2 separate regions of the Homo sapiens genome follow, and region 2 is linked to region 1. Evidence: chromatin contacts called from ENCODE Hi-C or POLR2A ChIA-PET data. All regions are on one chromosome and are shown on one strand. The core of a region is the stretch at or near the end of the contact, and the rest is flanking DNA. Distances in the headings are between cores, read along the strand shown.

What was found. A loop is a pair of places that touch in the nucleus more often than their neighbours do. ChIA-PET counts read pairs that join two places held with the same protein, here RNA polymerase II (POLR2A). Pooled maps may share reads with other maps.
Region 2: a loop to region 1 is called in a map of endothelial cell of umbilical vein, with 4 times the contacts of the local background. The contact joins two enhancer-like sites. A Hi-C loop is called at or near these places in 2 of 168 maps with a recorded cell type or tissue (endothelial cell of umbilical vein and ovary) and 3 of 50 pooled maps. POLR2A ChIA-PET finds 5 or more read pairs at or near these places in 7 of 52 experiments (B cell, GM10248, K562 and 4 more).

What each region holds. Positions count from the first base shown.
Region 1 is chr12:121,228,368-121,233,335 of GRCh38, reverse strand. P2RX4 (purinergic receptor P2X 4) reads right to left here. Exons shown (of 12, transcript NM_002560.3): 6 at 4,723-4,803; 7 at 4,470-4,611; 8 at 4,237-4,373; 9 at 829-922; 10 at 660-725; 11 at 244-339. Among named protein-coding and RNA genes, the nearest start is that of P2RX4, 21 kb to the right of the region's middle. RefSeq lists an enhancer at 2,780-2,829 and a silencer at 2,776-3,070. Within about 2 kb of position 2,900, at least 4 of the 41 ENCODE cell types and tissues checked have a DNase peak (open chromatin) inside an H3K27ac peak, as active enhancers do.
Region 2 is chr12:121,276,880-121,281,414 of GRCh38, reverse strand. The region is part of intron 1 of CAMKK2 (calcium/calmodulin dependent protein kinase kinase 2); the gene reads left to right. Among named protein-coding and RNA genes, the nearest start is that of CAMKK2, 18 kb to the left of the region's middle. Within about 2 kb of position 2,256, at least 18 of the 41 ENCODE cell types and tissues checked have a DNase peak (open chromatin) inside an H3K27ac peak, as active enhancers do.

The DNA.
Region 1 (4,968 bases), core at 1,651-4,150:
TTATCATCACCAACCTGAGATGTCGCTCATTGAAACGAGGCTGGGTTTAAAGAGTCAATCTAGTACAGGGGCCTAGGGATGGAGCAGCTGCTGAGAGTGGCAGGACTGCCCGGGTTAACGGGGACACCACGCCACACTGGTGCCAGCCTCTGCAGAAGGGCCTCCCCAGACAGGCCCACGCCCAGGGCTCCCACACCCAAGAGATGAGAGGCCTGTGCCTGCTGGGGGCCAGGAGGGGCCTACCTGCTCGTAATCTTCCACATATTTATATTTCTTCTCCCGATAGTAGAGTCTTTTCTTCATGCAGTAGAGGACTATGATGTCACACAGCACGGTCGCCTGAGTTTAGCATAGGGTGAGAGTGAGCCAGGATGCTTGCAACCCATCAACCCATCTTATTCTTTGCGTGCCCCTTCCTGAGAAGCCTGGAATCTTTACCGGAATGGAAAGGCACTCCCATCTCTTGGGAGAAGGCTGGGACCTGAGGGGGGTGGTCTTGGAGAAGGGAAGGTGGGAGGAGGGCTGGGGGCCAAGGGAAAGAAGGTAGGAGGGTCAAGTTTAGAAACACATCTGAGGTCTAGGGCCTAGGGCCAGGACCAGGACCCCAGCCCAGGGTCTCACCTCACCGTGAGGGTGAAGGCAGGGCCTAAACCACTCACCATGCCTAGCAGTGCCAGGCCAGAGCCGATGTTGATCATAGTGGGGATGATGTCAAATTTCCCTGCCTGCCAAGACACCGAAAAAGAAAAAAAGTGTTTCTGCAGGGGCAGGGAGAGGCCCCTTGTCCCTGCAGGGAGTGACGGAGGGGAGCCAGTGGCGGCGAGCTACCTTCCCAAACACAATGATGTCGAAGCGGATGCCATAGGCCTTGATGAGCGTGCGCTGCTCGTTGCCAGCCAGGTCTCTGTAGTACTTGGCAAACCTGAGGGGAAGGAGGATGGATCAGGGGGAGATGGCTGGGGCAGGACCTTGGGCCCTGTGAGAGAACGTTAGAGTGGAGCTGGCACAGGTGAATGGTCCACTCTGCCGGCTGAATGGACGCTGGAGCGGCTCGGGGCCTCTCCTGGCTGAGGCGGGCTGTGCAAGCAGGAGGATGCGGGGCCCACGAGGTACAGGGGCACAGGGAGACCTCCTCCTCCAGCACCAGTGTCCTCTCCTGAACCTGAACAGTTTGCTCTCAACATCCCACCTGGTACATCCTGCCTGCCTCCCTCAAGGGACCCTGACCTCCAACATCTAACAGTAAGAATGTGACCAGCCAGCATTGCAGGAGGGGACTAAGCCAGCCCCAACACAGCATCAGTGCAGGGACTTTTTTTTTTTTTTTTTTTGAGATGGAGTCTCCCTCTGTTGCCAGGCTGGAGTGTAGGGGCACCAATCTTGGCTCACTGCAACCTCCACCTCCCCAGTTCAAGCAATTCTTCTGCCTCAGCCTCCCGAGTAGCTGGGACTACAGGCGCACACCACCATGCCCAGCTAATTTTTGGATTTTTTAGTAGAGACGGGGTTTCACCAAGTTGGCCATGATGGTCTCAATCTCTTGACCTAGGGCTTTTTAAATTTATTTATTTTTTCAAAGAAACATTGATTCTGTGCACACAGTCTTCAACAACAACAACAACAACAAAAAGAACCACTCGTTCGTCACACAGATAAAGAGATGAACAAAACGTCGTCTGTCAACACAGCAGAATATGATTTGGCCATAAAAAGAGACGAGGTACTGACACAGGCTACGACATGGATGAAGCTTGAAAACATCAGGCTAAGGGGAAGGAGCCAGACGCAAAAGGCCACATATTGATTATATGAAATGCTCAGAAGAGGCACATCTGCAGAGACAGAAAGTAGACCACTGTTGCCAGGGGCCGGGGGATGACAGAAGGGTGCAGGGTTTCTTTTTGAGATGACGGAAATGTTCTAAAATCGACTGTGGTGAAGCCTGCACTTATCTGTGAATATAGTGAAAACTATGAATTCTGCACTTCAAATGTGTGAACGGTATGGCATGTGAATTGCATCTCAGTAAGACCATTTAAAAATATATGGCTGGGTGCGGTGGCTCACACCTGTAATTCCGGCACTTTGGGAGGCCGAGGCAGGTGGATCACTTGAGGTGAGGAGCTCGAGACCACCCTGGCCAATGTGGAGAAACCCCGTCTCTAATAAAAATACAAAAAATTAGCTGGGTGTGGTGGCGGGCGCCTGTAATCCCAGCTACTCAGGCGGCTGAGGCAGGAGAATGTCTTGAACCCGGGAGGCAAAGGCTGCAGTGAGCTGAAATCGCACCACTGCACTCCAACCTGGGTGACAGAGCAAGTCACTCCCTTAAAAAAGAAGAAAAAAAAAAAAATATATATATATAATGGCTATATATATAATGGCTATATATATATATACACATATATACATATACATATATGAGAGAGAGAGAGAGCGAGCACGCGAGAGAGCGCACACGCATGAGCAGGGGATGGATGGTTGGTGAAGAACCGTCAAGACATACCATCTGCTGCCCCATGTTCTCCAGGGATCCATCAGGAGCCTCGGCCCGCACCCTAGCTCCATGCTCTATCTGGCCCACAACTTCCACGCCATGGGCCAGGCCTGGGAGACACAGGCAGGGCCTGGTGCTGCCCGAGGTTGGGGGATAGGCGTCCTGAGTTCTTTCCGTTTTAGGGCTCTGACCTAAGCTTGAGGTTTCCACAAGAAGTGTGTGACAGTAGAGATGGAATAACACAAATCTAACTGCTAGAAAAGAAAAATTCAAATATCTGCTTTACTCAGTGAGCCAGAAGGTTCAAAAGGACAGCAGATCCCACAATTACAGAGGTCTTAGGATCCCGTATGGATCGGATTCCACACGTCACCACTAGGGGGAGGCAAGTGCAGCCCAAAGCACCGCTGACCGCGCCCAGGGATGGTCCTTGCAGGGCCTCTTTTTTTTCCCCCTGAGACGGAGACTTGCTTTGTCGCCCAGGCTGGAGTGCAGCAGTGCGATCTCGGCTCACTGCAACCTCTGCCTCCCTGGCTCAAGCGATTCTCCTGCCTCAGCCTCCCAAGTTGCTGGGATTACAGGCATGCGCCACCATGCCCAGCTAATTTTTGTATTTTTTTTAGTAGAGATGGGGTTTCGCCATGCTGGCCTCAGGTGATCTGCCCGCCTTGGCCTCCCAAAGTGCTAGGATTACAGGTGTGAGTCACTGCGCCCGGCCTGGAGCGCTTCCTTTTTAAGGACTGTGAAAAATGCAACAAAGGGTACGTGGAAATTTACCTGGCTATAGATTCTGATCATGAGATCATCAGCTGTAGTGGGTTGAACAGTGTGTCCCCAAAAATTCACATCTACCTGAAGCTTGGGAGTGTGACCTTATTTGGAAATGGGATATTGGCAGACGTAATTTGTTAAGATGAGGTCATACTAGAGTAGGGTGGGCCCTAAATTCAGTGACTGATATCCTTACAAGAAGAAAAGACACAGAGACACATACAAGGCAGAAGGCCTCATGACAGGAGAGGCAGAGACTGGAGTGATGCATCCACAAGCCAAGGAACACCGTGGGCTACCAGAAGCCAGGAGAGACAAGTAAGGACTCTCTCCAGAGCCTTCAGAGCGAGCACAGCCCTGCTGATGCCTGGATTTTAGGTTGTGGCCTCTAGAACTGTGAGAACTGTGAGAGAATCAAGTCCTGTAGTTGCAAGCCACTGTTTGTGGGACTCGCTTACATCTGCCCCAGGACACCGAGATGCCAGCATTTGCAGCAGGGAACCCAGCAAGGCCTTTCAGGGGCCTCAGACCTGTGTCCCCTGCACTCTGGAGATTCTGGCACAGGTTCAACCTTTGAGAAACCAATTCCTGGGCCAGGCCCCAGAGGCCTTTGGACTGGAGGATCACAAGATCATCCGCTCCTTGAGGCAGTGAATGGAGGTCATGGCTGAGGCAGGTGCTGGAAAGCTTAAGCCCCCAGCTTCTCCTGGCTGCTCTAAGAACCATCTCAACATGTTTCTTGCGGCAGGAAAGGGCAAGGAGGGGTCTCGGGGGCCGGGATGGCCCCGGAGCAGGACACCACTAAGGGCATTTTCCCAGCATGGCCTTCCCGCCGCCTTGGACGGGGGACCGGCAGCCTGCCCTTGGGGTGCTGCCTGAGTGCTGGTCTTCAGTGGGCGGCCCACTGGCACGTACGCAGCCACCAGCACCCCCTACAACATGAGCGAGGGGCCCAAGCTCACGCCCACCTGAAATTGTAGCCAGGAGATACGTTGTGCTCAACGTCCCGTGTATCGAGGCGGCGGAAGGAGTACCTGGGCAAGCAGAGGGAGGCGGCTCTGTCCAGGTTGCAGTCCCAGTTGACCTGGATGCCCATGATGCCTCCCTGGGGATGAGCAGCAGAGACACGGCAAGGCTTTCCTCAGCACCTGGCACGAGACGCCTCCAGGGCTGGGTCAGGAGAGCCAGGGCCCGCACCCACCTCCACGGCCATGTCCTGGAAACTGTGTCCTGCGTTCTCCACTATTTTGCCAAGACGGAATATGGGGCAGAAGGGATCTGTTTTAGCATCATAAATGCACGACTTGAGGTAAGTAGTGGTGATGTTGGGAAGGATATTCCTCCTAAAGTCGAGAGGAAGCAGAAAATCAGAGCGACGAAAACCTCAGAGAAGAGAGAAGAGCCAGAAGTTTCTCCAAGACCCTGGTGAACTCACACACCTGGCCACCACTTACTTGCTGAAATTAAATTTGGGATACCAGATGTTGTTCTTAACCAAAAGAGTGAAGTTTTCTGCAGCCTTTAAAAAAGCAGGTCTGAAAAACAATGATAACATTACTGTTAATAAAATACATACAAATACTCACATAACCATGTTATATATATATATATACACACATATATATATGTATTGTGTGTGTGTGTCTGTGTGTGTGTGTGTGTATATATATATATATATATATTTTTTTTTTTTTTTTTTT
Region 2 (4,535 bases), core at 1,007-3,506, 49 kb before region 1:
TCATCCGTAGCCTTGGCAGGATCCTCGGAGCTGTTTTGGGCCTTTTTGTTGTGCCCGGGATGAGGCAACCTCAGGGGAGCCTGCACAGGTGTGTCCGGGCTTGGGAGCACCTCTTTGGCACCCACTGGCAGCTTGCTGCGCGGGAGGTAGCGGATGCAGGTTGGAAACAGCCCCTAGGAAATGAGAATGTGTTTCCTGGAGGCCCGCGTCTAGCGGGGGACCTGCCCCGATAATCACATAGGTTCTTTTCTATTTTCCTAAGCGTCGGCTGGCTTGAGAAATAAAGGGACAGAGTACAAAAGAGAGAAATTTTAAAGCTGGGCGTCCGGGGGAGACATCACATGTCGGTAGGTTCCGTGATGCCCCACAAGCCACAAAAACCAGCAAGTTTTTATTAGGGATTTTCAAAAGGGGAGGGAGTGTGCGAATAGGTGTGGGTGACAGACATCAAGTACTTAACAGGGTAATAGAATATCACAAGGCAAGTGGAGGCAGGGTGAGATCACAGGACCACAGGACCCAGGTGAAATTAAAATTGCTAATGAAGTTTCGGGCAACATTGTCATTGATAACATCTTATCAGGAGACAGGGTTTTGAGATCAACCGGTCTGACCAAAATTTATCAGGTGGGAATTTCCCCTTCCTAATAAGCCTGGGAGCGCTATGGGAGATGGGAGCGCTATGGGAGACTGGAGTCTATCTCACCTCTGCAATCTCGACCATAAGAGACAGGTACGCCCCGGGGGGTGCCAGTTCAGAGACCTACCCCTAGGTACGCATTCTCTTTCTCAGGGACGTTCCATGCTGAGAAAAAGAATTCAGCGATATTTCTCCCATTTGCTTTTGAAAGAAGAGAAATATGGCTCTGTTCTGCCCGGCTCACCGGCGATCAGAGTTTAAGGTTATCTCTCTTATTCCCTGAACGATTGCTGTTATCCTGTTCTTTTTTCAAGGTGCTCAGATTTCATATTGCACAAACACACATGCTGTACAATTTGTGCAGTTAATGCAATTATCACAGGGTCCTGAGACGATATACATCCTCCTCAACTGACAGGATTAAGAGATTAAATAAGACAGGCATAAGAAATCACGAGGGTATTGACTGGGGAAGTGATAAGTGTCCATGAAATCTTTACAATTTATGTTTAGAGATTGCAGTAAAGACAGGCATAAGAAATTACAAAAGTATTAATTTGGGGAACTAATAAATGTCCATAAAATCTTCACAATCCATGTTCTTCTGCCATGGCTTTAGCCGGTCCCTCCGTTTGGGGTCCCTGACTTTGGCTGGCTGAGCCCATTTTCCCAAGGAGGACATTGATGTCCCGGGCAGGACATCGTCCGTGGCCTTGGCAGGATCCTCGGAGCTGTTTTGGGCCTTTTTGTTGTGCCCAGGATGAGGCAACCTCGGGGGAGCCTGCACAGGTGTGTCCGGGCTCGGGAGCACCTCTTTGGCACCCACTGGCAGCTTGCTGCGCGGGAGGTAGCGGATGCAGGTTGGAAACAGCCCCTAGGAAATGAGAAGGTGTTTCCTGGAGGCCTGCGCCACTCAGCTTCCTGGCAGAGGAAGGAGCGTTTCCCTCATCCTGGCCCGGGTCCCGGGTCCATCTGCTCCAGGAAGGCTCTGGTGGCTCGTGATGAGCTGCCCTGTGAGAGGGAACAGGGTAGAGGCAAGGCCTTGGGGGATGGCCTCTGCCTGGATTTCATGGGGAAGGATGCAGGGCCAGGGCTGACATTTTGTCAAATCCAAGCAACTTTGCAAAAAAGTCCTCCTCTCACGCTCCGCCCTCTGGAATCGAATGCTTCACTGTCCTTCCCTGGCAGAGGGCCTGGTCCTGTGAGGGTTACATGGCCAGGCGGTTATCTCCGTGCTGGGTGCCTGATGAGAGCTCAGTTGAATGTTAGCCGTTGCTGTTTCCAGGCTAAACTATTGTCTTTTTGCATGATTTCTTCTGCACAGAGTGTTGGTAGCTTTCATCAGATCTTTGTAGGGTCTGTGACCCCCAAACCGTTCAGGACACTGGCCTAGACTCTAGGTGTCTGTGAGGCCAGAAGCCCCTGGATGCATCTCTTCCTGTCAGGGCCTGCGTCCCTGGGGCTCCTCTCTGCTGAGCTCTGGGGTTTCACGCTTGCCCTGCCAGCGCCGACGTCCCTGCCCGGGGTCTGAGCTGTCTCTCCTCTCCATCCTCCAACAGACCGCAGAGGCCGAGACTCCGTCAGAGCTGTGAGGGAGGCCCGGGCCAGATGCCAGCTTGCCAAGGAGGCCGATTAAAAGCAGCCTTGCTGGGGGCGGATGGCTCAGTGCCCTTGGCCTGGTGTAGAGTTCGATAAGCAATTGTTTTCCTGTTGGTGAGAAAAAAACAAATCTCCATTGACTTTCCCAGGCACTGCTCAGCCTCATTTTCTTCTCAGGAACTCTTGCAGCCCTATCAGAGGCAGCTCTAGGATAGGGGAGAGACTGACTGCCTGCCCTGGGGGACGCAGGCCACACAGCCAGGGCTGAGGGACACACTTAAGAGCAGGCCAGCTCGCTTGGACATTGGTCCTCGTGGGAACATTCCAGAGCATAGGCTACCTACCAGAGCAGGCCATGGGCATCTGTATTAGTCCGTTTTCACGCTGCTGATAAAGACATACCCGAGACTGGGCAATTTACAACAGAAAGGTTTAACTGGACTTATAGTTCCACTTGGCTGGGGAAGCCCCATAATCATGGCGGAAGTCAAGGAGGAGCAAGTCCGGTCTTACATGGACGGCAGCAGGCAGCGAGAATGAGGAAGATGCAAAAGCGGAACCCCCTGATAAAACCATCAGATCTCGTGAGGCTTACCACCATGAGAACAGTATGGGGGAACCCGCCCCCGTGATTCAATTATCTCCCACTGGGTCCCTCCCACAACACACGGGAATTATGGGAGTACAATTCAAGGTGAGATTTGGGAGAGGACACAGAGTCAAACCATAGCATCCAACAGGTGTTTGTTGAAGTAATAGTTTTTGAGTACTTAACCACTTGCAGGGCATGATTCTGAGTGCTTGGTTCATCTAATCCTATGACTATCAGATGGGCACCAACTTTACAGGATGTCAATGACCTTAAGCTGTTGAACTTCAGGGTATCTTGAGTTTCCTCTTCTGGGACATAAGGACCATGAGAAGGAGAAGTAAAGTAGCAGCAGCTAGGGCCATAGAGAAATATCAAACTTGAGTTGTATTCTCTCATTGATGGGGAAACTGAGACAGGGACAGAGTTGATGATTTCTTTCTGAGATACAGTAAGGGGGAATGGGGGACAGAGAAATAGGAGATAAGACCAACTGCTCCCCTCTCCTGACCTCCTGCCCCGTCTGATCCCGTAGCATCCTAGGCCTTATCATCATAACTCCGATCATGGTTACAGGTATTTTCTTTCCTTTAAAACACTTTTTATTTATTTATTTATTTTAGATGGAGTCTTGCTCTGTTACCCAGGCTGGAGTGCAGTGGCGCAATCTCGCCTCACTGCAACCTGTGCCTCCCGGGTTCAAGTGATTCTCCTGCTTCAGCCTCCTGAGTAGCTGGGATGACAGGTGCCCAACACCACGCCTGGCTAATTTTTGTATTTTTAGTAGAGATGGGGTTTCACCATATTGGCCGGGCTTATCTGGAACTCCTAACCTCAAGTGATCTGCCTGCCTTGGCCTCCCAAGGTGTTGGGATTACAGGTGCGAACCACTGCATCTGGCCTGAATTTGACTATTCTAGATACTTCATGTAACTGAAATCTTACAACACTTGTCCTTTAGTATCTGGCTTGCTTCACTTAGCGTATGTCTTCACGGTTCGTCTGTGTTGTAGTGTGAGTCAGAGTTTCCTTCTTTTTTGTGGCTGTATAGTATTCTGTTGTATGGCTCTGCCACATTTTGTTTATTCATTCGTCTGTTGATGGACACTTGGTTATACCTTTTGGCTATTGTGAATGATGTTGCTATGAACATTAGTGTACAAGTATCCGTTTGAATCCCTACCTTCAATTCTTTTGGGTCTATACCTAGGAGAGGAATTGCTGGTTATATGGCAACTCTACGTTTAACTTTTTGGGGAGCCACCAGGCTGCCTGATTGTAGTTTGAATTTGCAGTTCTCTTACTGTGAGGTTGAACATCTTGCCGCATGATTGGACTCTTTGGCGTTCTCTTACCACACACTCTGTGTGCATGAGTCAGGCCCGTGTCAGGGCTGGGGCGTTGGGTTTTCCCTTTTGCCTTTCCTGTTGGGCTTTCCCTGCCACGTGCCTGGCGTAGTAGCTATTTCATCAGTTCTTCTGGAAGGACCGTTCCGAGAGCGCTGAGGGCCATTTTCTGCCTCTCAGCCAGATCCTCCAGGGAGCTCTGGCTTTCCGCTGTCTGTACCTTCCTCTCTTTTACCCCACTACCTCCCAATGTCATCGGAGATACCATTTTATTCATTCATAAAATCTCTGCTGAGCCCTCACTGTTTTCCTGGGACATCTAGAGAGACCCCCCCCCCACCCCGCCCTTTTTTTTTGAGAT